Linked DNA regions of Mus musculus: all the other regions are linked to region 3. A link is a contact called in ENCODE Hi-C or POLR2A ChIA-PET data. All regions are on one chromosome and are shown on one strand. Each heading gives the region's core, a stretch centred on a gene start or an enhancer-like site at or near the end of the contact. The rest is flanking DNA. Distances are from core to core; before and after follow the strand shown.

Region 1 (3,453 bases), core at 476-2,975, 240 kb after region 3:
AATTATCTCTATGCTTAATCTTCAGAGCCACAAAACTGCGTATAAAAACAGTGAACAGATAAATGCTGTGTGCAGGAACTTTGAGAACAACAGTGTTGGGTCATGAAGCTCTGGCTAGACGTGTATCTAACGGTGGACTATTCAAAAGTCAAATACAGCTGCAGTGTTTAAGTGTGGCTTCAAGGGATTATTGCATAAGGAACAGGACTACATTTTTAGCAACATGACAGGCCTCCATTTAAAAAATAAAAAGAAAGAAAAGTCTAAATATTTAATGGGCATATGTCAAGCTTCCCAGAAGAGCCATGCAAAGCTTCGGCGTCCGGTGTTTATTTTAAATAGGTTTTATGTAGCTCAAGGTGGCCTGGAACTTGCTGTATAGTCAACAATGGCATTGAACCCCTGATTTTCCTGCCTCTATCTCCTAAGTGCTGGGCTTACAAGGATGTCCCACTATGCCTAGTTAGTACAGTACTGGGCACCGTACTGAATTACTAGGCAAGCACTGTGCCAAGCGAGCTACATCCGGAACTGAACCATGACTAAGAGTTCGAAATTCTGGGTATTACAGCAGCTTCGAGAAGAACTTGAACAATAAATAAATCCAAGGAAGACGGGTGTAAATATACTTTGTTGTGGCAGTTCACTGAAAAGTGATAATGCACATTGTCTTGACTACACAATTAAAAAAGAAACCTAATAACGAATGGCATTTCCAAGCATCTCGGATGGTACTTCGTCCTATCTACTTGCATATGGAGTGTGTACAGACCACTTACAGACAGGATTGGGTTCCTGGAGCAAAGAGGACAGAAGCAAACATTTACTGTACACTCAAGTCTTACTTAACCCTCACAAGTACCCATATGCCCTTGCGGTCATCATGTTACAGGTGGTGAAACCATCTCTTTCTATTCTTTGGCTTTGCCCAAGGTCCCTGTCTTAATCCTTTTGGGCTGCTATTAAGACACACCACCATAGGCTGGGGGGCTTATAAACAACAGCAAAAATTGTTTCTCTCTGCTCTAGAGGCTGGAAGTGCAATATCCAAATGGTGGAAGATTCAGTATCTGGTGTGCGCCCACTTCCTGATTCATGGAAGACGTTGCCTTACTGTGGCCGCCATGATGGCAGGTCAAACTGTAGTCTTCCAGGCTCTCACAAGGACACAGAGCCTTCGGAGGGCTCTATTTTTCAGCACAATCACCTCCCAAAGGGCAGATCTCTTAGTGCCGTCACGCTGCGGACCAGGTGTCACCCGATGGATTTTGGGGGACAATTTAATTCCCATGTAGGCACAGTACTGGCTCATTTCTCTCCACATCTCGCCATGGTGGCATAGACATCTCTGCGTGCTTCCCACAGACCGGGGCCTCTTTTTTTCTCACAGGTCCCCAAACAGCTGGACCACAGCTCTGGCACCGTTACAGACGTTCATTTCCCCAGCTGCGGCTTCCTTTCTTTGCGCATTGTCAAAAAGAAGCCCAAGTCCGTGGCTCGGGAGGCACAGTGGGACTAACCCGAGAGTCCCTTTCAGTCAGCTCACACTGTAGTTCTCTTTGAAAGCACTGAATATTTTCTCCTCAGGAAAGTGCCCTCAGCATGTCACTGCTGTGCCCGGCCCGCAGAGCTTCCCTTCCACAGAGGGCTCTCTGGAGCTCCTGCCTTCTTCCTCTTCTAATAGCAGCAGCAACAAATGCCAACCCCGAGGGCAGACTCCAGCTGGGCTGTGTCCCAGCCTGTATTCTTTCTCTGTGTGGCTCTTTTGGGGCCAGAATATTTTAAAAGCCTCTGGTGACTCAGTCAAAGATCTCATTTCTATTTCAAGGTGGCTCCCACATGCCAGGCAGTGCCAGCCCTGTCCTGGGAGCCTTTCACAGTGAGAGTCTTATGAATAACCCACAGGACAGCTTTAAAAGGTCTTAGCGATGGGATTCTACTTTCTAATTTGACTTTTTTTTTGTTGTGTTTTAACATGCAGAGATTTTGTTTTGATTTTTAATTGTGAGTGTTTATGTGGGGGTGTGTATGTGTGAATGAGGGGTACCCCTGGAAGACTGACAAGGGTGCCAGATGCCCCTGGAGATGAAGTTATGAGCAGACATGAGTCTTCGGACATGATGCTGTGAACCAGACAATGATCCGTTGCAAGAGAAGTACAGGGTTTGAACTGTCAAGCTATCTTTCCAACCCTTGTTTTTGAGATGGTGTTTTGGGCAGACTATCCTGAATCCAGGAGGTTTAGGCCATGCTCCTGCCTCAGCCTGCTAAGTACTTGGTACTGTGGGTGCCTACCACAACCCTGGGTTCTTCAGTGTTCTGTCCATGGCTGAGAATGATTACAGTCTGTCTGTCTGTCTGTCCGTCTCTTTCTCATGGAATGCTCTATGGATTTTTGCAGCATCTTTGCATAGAGGACAGGCTATTTTCTGGATGGTTCCAAGTTTTAGTCTATGTGCTACCAAAGTTAACACAAAGATTTACTCAGTCCTATTGTATGAGTTTTACTGTATGAGTATTAGTTTTGCCTACACATACGTATGTGCAACACATTTGTGCCCGGTTCCCACAGAGGAAAGAAGACGACATTAGATCCCCTGGTGCTGGAGGTACAGGTGGCTGTGGGCCACTACGTGGGTAATCGGAGCAGAGTCTGGATATTCCACAACCATTCCTAACCGTCGATCCATCTCTCCAGCCCCGGCTTTTATATTTTTATCTAACCTTATTGGGGTGAGCCAGCCTCTGAAGGATTTAAGGTAACCTTATTTATGTAGCCTCTGAAGAATTTTTTTTTAGGCCAACTGGAAAGCTGTCTCTGGGAATCAAACATTGCATAAATGATTTCAACTTAATCTCAAGTAAAATATCCTTCTCCCTGTTCTTGGCTCCCCCCTTTTCATGAGAAAAGATAAAAAGTAAAAAGCCAATAACACTTAATACTTGGTTCCCGGAAGGAACTCCTCTGGGTGTGCCTGCAAGCAGCTGTTACACTATCATCCAAGGACTCCATCTGTGCCCCAAGAAGAAATTGAAGATAGGGACTCTTCACAATGGAAGATACGGCTCTGCCACACACTGCTGCGCTGTTATTAACCAACAGTCTGGGAAAGGGGGAAGCATGGTGTCCAATGTGCACCAGGCTCTGCTGGCTAGTTGCAAACTCAGGACCACACTGACCACCATACTAAACTCTGTGAGACATGAAACCAGAACCAGTGACTAGGAGAAAGAGATTTATAGGGAGGAGTGTGTGTGTGTGTGTGTGTGTGTGTGTGGCACTGATGGGGCTAGAGGGGAGCTGAAGAGGTAAGAGGTACTGAGTGAACGTGTATGAAAGCGTGAAAGAACAAAATTCACTGACAAAAAAAAGAATTATTCATAACATCATTGCACTATGTAAATGTTAATTTTGCTAAGCCTTACTTTCAGGTTTTCTCCTTTCTTTTTTTG
Region 2 (3,533 bases), core at 961-3,460, 130 kb before region 3:
TGCATCACAGAAAAGCCCGGCCCAGCACATTGGGTATGAAAGCTGGAGCCGAAGCTCTGCACAGCTTACAGCAGCTTCCCAGGCCGGCCAGTTGCTCCCCGGTGGTTGACTGCTTCAGTACTGCTGGGGGGGGGGGGTGCCCTGGAGCGTCTTCCCAGTTCCTGTTCCTCCAGATGCATGGCCTTCCCTTTGCCTCCCAAGTCTCCCCTCCCTCCTGAGGGAGGCGTTTCAGTTGGGAGGAAACTACCTTCAACAGGATTACAAACCAAGAGTAAACCATCAAGTCCCTTTGTCTTAACTCTGATTCACTGGCTTTCAGAGCCACTCACTAGGCTCTTCTGGGACTCTGCTGCCTCTGAACCTTTGCTCTAGTAGTCTGCTTAGTTGTCTGAGTTGTGGATTCCCTGGGACGTGTGAGAACATTGTCAGACTGAGGAAGAAGGAGGAGGAGGAGGAGGAGGAGGAGGGAGAGGGAAGGGGGAGGGGGAGAAGGAGAAAGAGAAGGGGAAAGAGAAGGAGAAAGAGAAGGAGAAAGAGAAGAAGAAGAAGAAAAGAAGGGATAGTGATTGTCATGTGAGCGTGAGCCTGGGTTCAGTACCCCGGAGCCCACCTAAAGCCTGGGGGGATTCAGACACCTATGATGCCAGTGCCCCTACAGAAGGATGAGGCAAAACTACAGGTGCACACAGCAGGAAGGAGGGAGGGAGGAAGAGAGAGGAGGAGAAGGGAGGAGGGAAGGAATTGGGGAGGGAGGAAGAGGGGGAGGCTCATGTGGAAGGTAAAGACAACATCCATCTGAGGTTTTTGCTGACCTCCACGTGGGTGCCACAGCCCTCACAAGGAGATGAAGTATTTTTTTCACCCCCTTTCATACACCATTGGTTAATGACCACTCAATAAGGTGTCATTGGACTGTTTTCCTGTGTCTGACTCACTCCACTCCTGGGCATCCTTTAGGGACCCTGATCAAAAAAACTTCAGCCTCCCTGGAGAAAGGTGGCCCCACCATTGCTAAGATGTGTGTCTATTGGTTTTGTTCCTTCCTTTACATGGTTTTCCACAATCACTCCTGTTTACCTCTGTGTCCTTCAAGCCTTCTGGCACAGTGCTTGTGTGTGGTAAGGACCAGTGGGTAGATAGGTGGGTGGGTGGGTGGGTAGTGTTATCCCATATTCAGGTGACTCTATATCCATTTCTCTGGTCCCGTAATGTATCACATTAGTGAGACCCTCCTCTATCCAGCCTTCATTAGTCATTAAAGACTGGATTTTAGGTCACAAGATTGGAACCTTCATGAATGAAATTGGGAGTCATAGAAGGGGCTGGGACATTCCTGGAAGGGTTGTGAGGACATCCCTGGAAGGGGTCATCTATGAGCCAGGAAGTGCCCCTTCCTCATCTGATATTGAATATAAGACTAGAGTCTTAGATTTCCCTGTCTCCAAAAGACTAAGAAATGGTTTAGTTTTGTTTGGGTTTTTTTGGTTTTGGTTTTTTGAGACAGGGTTTCTCTGTATAGCCCTGGCTGTCCTAGAACTCACTCTGTAGACCAGGCTGGCCTCGAACTCAGAAATCCACTTGCCTCTGCCTCCCAAGTGCTGGGACTAAAGGCGTGCTCCACAACTGCCCGGCCTAAGAAATGTTTCTAAGCCATCCAGTTTAGGACATTTTGTAGCAGCCCCAAATAGACTAAGCCACCACTGAATGAACACAGATTTTTTTTTTTTTACATGTTTACTTACTTTCTGGCTTCTAGCATTTAAAAATGAGTTCATGAGAGGGGAGAGACTGGGGCTACGTCCCAGAAAGAGAAATGAATTCATGTTCTCTTTGGAGCAATCACAGTCGAATGGTTTTTGCACCATCTGAGGCACTTACCAACCGTAAGTAAAAATTCATCAGGCCTAAGAGAGTGGAACAAATCGTGGATGTAAAAGTGTCGTCCAGGCGTCTCCGCAGTCCACAGTCAATCCATGCAACTTCCGGCTGCAGTAGAATCTCTTCCATTTACGCCTCTCCTTTGTGGTCAGTCTACAGCAGCAGTAGACTCCCCGTTTCTTCTGAAAATTTCCCGGCTTAACAGCCCCAAAGAGACAGGTTCTCTCCTACTGGTTAATAAAACTGGTAGGCCAGTCAGCTTCCTTCTGGCTGCCATGGAAACCACCAGGCCAAACAGAAAAGAACAGTAAGTGAGAGACCACGAGACCACGCATTCCACCCGGCTTGCAGATTAAAGCAGCTGTCAAGCCAGGGTGAAGGCGCAGTGGCCAGGGAAGAGCTCCAAGGTCTGCAGATTGGACAGGCAAGGCCCTGCCGTGGGGCCGCAAAATGTAAGTAGCGCCCCTGCTCTGTTTAAAACGCCTGTCAGCTCAACAGACTTCTGCTGTACGGCCAGAAAGTCTGGGGACGACTGGAGGGGCTCTATCAGGGTAACTTCCTGGAACTGCCGCATCCCTGGAATATGTCACTGTAAAGGTGGTGGGTGCCACCAAACACCCTTTGGGCTTCTACGCAACTGGATAGCTTACTACCATTCTCTGTCTTGCAAAGGAAACACTTTTTAGGGCACTAAGCAAGGAGTGGAATGGTCTTTTCATTTAGACCCTACACAGATAGGGATCTGAACTTGTTTCTATTTTTAAGAGTTTGTTTAAGCTCTTCTGCTCATCTTTAATACCTAATAACGATCATGCAGCCCCAGACCCTGGCTCTTTCCGTAGTGAGTGGCAAAGAAAATCAAGGCCTCTGAAGTAGCACTGCCTACGATGTGATGTCTGGGGGCCTTGCTTTATCCTTCAGAGGTGTCTTACAGCTCATGCCAGTCGTCATAGCATTTCCTCCTCAGAAAACTCGAACTAAAGAACAAACAGTAAACTTCTTAAATAAGATTAAAAGGCATTTATGGGGGAAAAGACCTTATAAAATACTAAAAAGCCAGACTTTTATTGTTTGCAAACTGCATGTTGTGAAAAAAGTGATTCTTAAGTTTTTAACTTTTTTTTTTTAGAATGAATAATGCAATATGTTTGGAGGGGAAACAATTTTTTTCATTTTTATTTCTGACAGAAATAGGGCAGTTTCAGAGACTAATAGTTTCTGTAACGTGTTTATGGAAATTGGTGCTTTTCAACAGCTATCTCGTGGTTTCCAACTTTCTCACACCAGTTTTTCATTGCTTAAAACTGGCATATGATCAGGGTTGAGAATCTGGCACCCAGTGGCGGGTGCCTGTGCCTTTAAGAGACAAGTAAGGGGACAGGAGTCAGTGTGACTTGGGAGAAGCTGTCTAGCTGGCAGCCACAGCTAAGCAAAGCCACAGGTTCAAATACCAGGGAGTAAACCACCTCCCTGAATTCCAGGTCGCTCCAGGGGAAAACTTGAAAGTTTCTCTCATCGTCAGCTTCTCCGTGTTCAGAAGAAGGACAGGTAACTGCCCAGTTTGGTTAGGGACTCCTGGGGCTCTCTCTGGCTAGTTTTCCTATCACTTCTCACACCTGTGCTAACTGAAGCCACACTCAGCTTCCATTAGCTTC
Region 3 (3,808 bases), core at 1,164-3,663:
CCATGTAAGAGGCTACATAGCACATCCATGATGCTGCTTTAAGGCTTTAGAGGCTATACCTCAAATTAGCTGTGGATTTTGTCTCCTGCACTGCCAGTATGCAACTGATCTTACGTTTATTAATTTTGTGGGAAAAAATACATGGAATTTTTACAAAAAAACAAAAACAAAAAACAAACAAACAAAAAAAAAACAAAACAACAAAAACATAGTATTTTGATATCATTAGTTAAGCCAGTCAGAAAACTCCCTAAGCTATTGTTTGGTCAGTTGGTTGTCAGTCAGCTGAAGTTAAAACATCCTTACCCATTAAGACTTAATGTTCTCTTTATATAAAAAGAGAGTTATGTGCTTACACCCACGTTCCTACATCTACCTACCTGAACCTTTAAAGATGTGTATTGTAAGATTAGAAAGGACGTATGGCTGCCCTCACCTCCGTGTAAAAGCACAGCAGGCTGCATCGCACTTCTCTCCTAGAGCAGATCTGTTAGGACAGAGCACCTTTGCAAATGCTCAGTGTTATCACAATCCTGTGTTTATAGAAGTAACTCTGCTGCAGCCATCACTCGCTGTTAGCAATAACTCTTGTGAGTTTTAGATCGTGCTTGTTGGGGTTCTAATCATTTCAACAGTAGTAGCTTTTAAACTGCAGTATTACTAGAGCAGTGTGCTTCAAAATGTGAATTAACTTGTTGAGATTGTGGCTGTAACATCTGTGTGAGTAGTGTGTATGGTATCCACTCCCCATTAGCAAGCTAATCCACTTTAGAAAACTGAAGCAGTGTGGATCGCAGCCCTGAGCAGTGACTCCCTCAGGTGTGAACCACTGTAATGTCTGCAGAGCAATAGCTCTGCCTTGTCAGGAAGTCTGGTAGCTGCTGAAACGCACAAAGCAAGTTAAAGTTTGCTACAAAGAACTCGACATCGTGTGTATTTGCCAGGTCTGGTCAAAGCAGAAAACAGACACTAAGAATCTCTGTGAGTCTCTGTTCTCTCTAGTAGATTGCTGTTTATATGTATGTAAGAGGTTTATCGCTTATGTGGCATACAGTATTTATAACTATATACTTTATAGAAGTACAGTATTAAAGTTGCTGGTATACATTCTGTACATATCTTGTGAGATGTGCTGTCATATGAAATAAATATGTCTTTATCACCAGCTGACTTCTTTACTCAAAAGGGAAGAGGTTTTTTTTTCTCTCTATGCATGTGTGCACTCCCACATTCGTGTGTGTGTGTGTGTGTGTGTGTGTGCACATAATACATGCAGGGAATAAGAGGTAGTTTATTCTGAAGCCAAATTTGAATGAATGACCATGACAGATTTGGGTTACCCCAAATTCCATGTTCACAAAGTTTTGTAGCTCTCTAAGACAAAGTCGTAAGTCATGGCAAGTTTAAAATACATTGGTGGAAATGCCAGAGAGGCATATACAGTAAGACGAAGTTTTTCTTTAGTTACCAGATGCTATTTGACGATATTCTTAACTTTTGGGTTAGTGAAAGCTACGTTTATAGATTTCAGAGCCTATATGCAAGTTATTTCTGACCCATAGGAGGGCAATGGACGTCTGTTCTAGGAGCTATAGCTAACAGAGACAAGGTAATCAGTCTGGACCCGCAGATTCACAGCCTCTCCACATCACTGCTGTTTTTATTACACAGCTTCTTTCCAGGAATTTCCATTGGCAAGTAAAAAATTTAATGTGCCATCACCACAAACAAACAAAAAACCCTCACCATTTAGCGAAACTATGAGTTTGAGATCATTTCAAAGCACAGGTTAATTTTCTTTGCTAATTTTCTTTACTCCTCTATTTGATTTTCTTCCATCCATTTGTTTTCTCTTTATAACACTAAAATGGGATCCTCAGCTGTGTCTGAGCGCCCTGGAAGAACAGCGCTGCGCCCGCTTGCCCTATCTGAGATTGTGGGGGACCGAGACTCCATGGGACGGGCGATAGACAGCTGTGGAACTAAATGAGCTCTGCACAGCAGCAGCGCTCCCCACTTTTTGACCGGAGACCCAAAGCAGAAGGCATTTCCGGAAGCGATCCGTGCCTGCGCGAAACCAGTCTGAGTTTGGCGGCGGCTATGCTCCCATAGTGCCCAGCGCTCGCTCTCATTCTTAATCCAGGAGTCGCCATGCTCCTCCAGCGGACATCTCCCGAGTCCCCGGACCGTCCGCACAGGCCTCTAGCTGTTAGTTTGGGTTTTGGTTGCCCGGGCAACAGCTACTTCCGGGAGCGGCGACTGTGCGGCCCGCACAACCTGTTCTTCAGCGCCTCCGGCCTTCCAGGCGCGAGTTCTAACTGGGCACGAGCTCAATGTTTGACTGTTGCCCCTGGCAACAGCCACTTCCGCGAGCGTGCGCCGTTTTCTTCATCCCTCCGGGCTGAAGCGTGAGCCGCGTTCCACGGTTCCTCCTCGGAGCAGCGGTTAATCTCAGGCTGGTGTGGGTCCGGCCGACCCGGCTCGGGCCTCGTGGTCCCTGCCCCGCAGCCTTGCCACCTCGGCGGCGCCTCTGGCGCAGCCATGGTTGTGCTGCACGTGAAGAGAGGCGACGAGAGCCAGTTCTTACTGCAGGCGCCCGGGAGCACGGAGCTGGAAGAGCTCACGGCGCAGGTGGCCCGCGTCTACAACGGGCGGCTGAAGGTGCACCGGCTCTGCTCAGGTGCGGAAAGGGAGGCCGGCGGCTTCGGGGTCAGGGGGCAGCGCCCGGGGTCGCGAGGATTTGGGGAGATTTGCCGTAGCCCGGGGTGGGAAAGGAGCATCAGGGTTGACCGGGGATGAAAGACCAACGGCTGGAGGAAACCCAGGCTCGCCAGCCAACCGCCGACTCGGAGGAGAGCAGCCGGGATGCCAAGTGAGGCTGAGCTAAGCCGGGATTTGGGCTTCCGGGAAGTGCGAACGTACTGGGTCGAAAGGTGGCGGGACGGAGCTGAGGGATCGGGGACGGTGGGAGTTGTCAAGGGTGAGGGTGGAGTGAGTGGTGGCTGCAGGGAAGGGGGACAGTTTGAGACGCTAAAAGCCCTGGCCCTTGAGTCTCTTCGCTTTGAAGCCGCCCATGAAAGTTCTCACCGGGAGAGCCTTGGTGTTGTTTTCTGTCTCCTAGGAAACACATGATTTTTACATTATAGAGAACGCCTTAAGACCCGTTTTATATATATAATCAAACTTAACTGCTTTCAAAGAAGGCTCAATATTAAATGACATATTAAAAGTAAAACATTTAGGGGGTGGGGGGAACCTCCGGGTCTTTAACATCATAAACCGAAAGTGTGGGGCAGCATGTAAGAACTGCATGGGTGAGCCAGGCGGTGGTGGCGCACGCCTTTAATCCCAGCACTTGGGAGGCAGAGAGAGGCGGATTTCTGAGTTCGAGGCCAGCCTGGTCTACAAAGTGAGTTCCAGGACAGCCAGGGCTATACAGAGAAACCCTGTCTCAAAAAAAAAAAAAAAAAAAAAAAAAAAACAAGAATTGCATGGGTGAATCTACACAGAGGTAGGCACTGAAGCAAATACCATGGAGGATCACTGCCCCTGGCCTGCGCCTCACGACTTGCTCAGCCTGCTTTCTCATACCACCCAGGACCACTTGCCTAGGGGTGATACCACCCGGAGAGTGCTACCCCCCCCCCCCTTACTGTCATTGAGAAAATGCCTTACCTACAGACTTGCCTACAAACAGTCTGAAATAGACATTTTCTCAGTTGAGGTTCCTTCTTCCTAGATACGTCTATGTTCATGCCAGGTCAACAAAAGCCAAGCAGAACCAATTGCTTCCTTGTCAACACCAATC

Evidence for each region. Hi-C counts contacts between places; a loop is a spot of excess contacts on that map. ChIA-PET counts read pairs that join two places held with the same protein, here RNA polymerase II (POLR2A).
Region 1: a map of v-Abl transformed pro-B cells shows a loop between it and region 3 (2.3-fold over the local background). The contact joins the enhancer-like site here to the promoter of Cfap298 in region 3. A Hi-C loop is called at or near these places in 1 of 37 maps with a recorded cell type or tissue (v-Abl transformed pro-B cells). POLR2A ChIA-PET finds 5 or more read pairs at or near these places in 1 of 5 experiments (embryonic stem cell).
Region 2: a loop to region 3 is called in a map of T-helper 17 cell, with 2.4 times the contacts of the local background. The contact joins the promoter of 4932438H23Rik here to the promoter of Cfap298 in region 3. A Hi-C loop is called at or near these places in 3 of 37 maps with a recorded cell type or tissue (T-helper 17 cell, T-helper 2 cell and regulatory T cell).

Annotation. Positions count from the first base shown.
Region 1 is chr16:90,691,179-90,694,631 of GRCm38, reverse strand. No RefSeq gene overlaps it. Among named protein-coding and RNA genes, the nearest start is that of Gm36169, 15 kb to the right of the region's middle. Within about 2 kb of position 1,725, at least 1 of the 3 ENCODE cell types and tissues checked has a DNase peak (open chromatin) inside an H3K27ac peak, as active enhancers do.
Region 2 is chr16:91,067,829-91,071,361 of GRCm38, reverse strand. 4932438H23Rik (RIKEN cDNA 4932438H23 gene) reads left to right here and starts at 2,210. Exons shown (of 3, transcript NM_028905.4): 1 at 2,210-2,330.
Region 3 is chr16:90,933,454-90,937,261 of GRCm38, reverse strand. Cfap298 (cilia and flagella associate protien 298) reads left to right here and starts at 2,413. Exons shown (of 7, transcript NM_026502.2): 1 at 2,413-2,680. The coding sequence starts at 2,542. Synj1 (synaptojanin 1) reads left to right here. Exons shown (of 32, transcript NM_001164483.1): 32 at 1-1,165.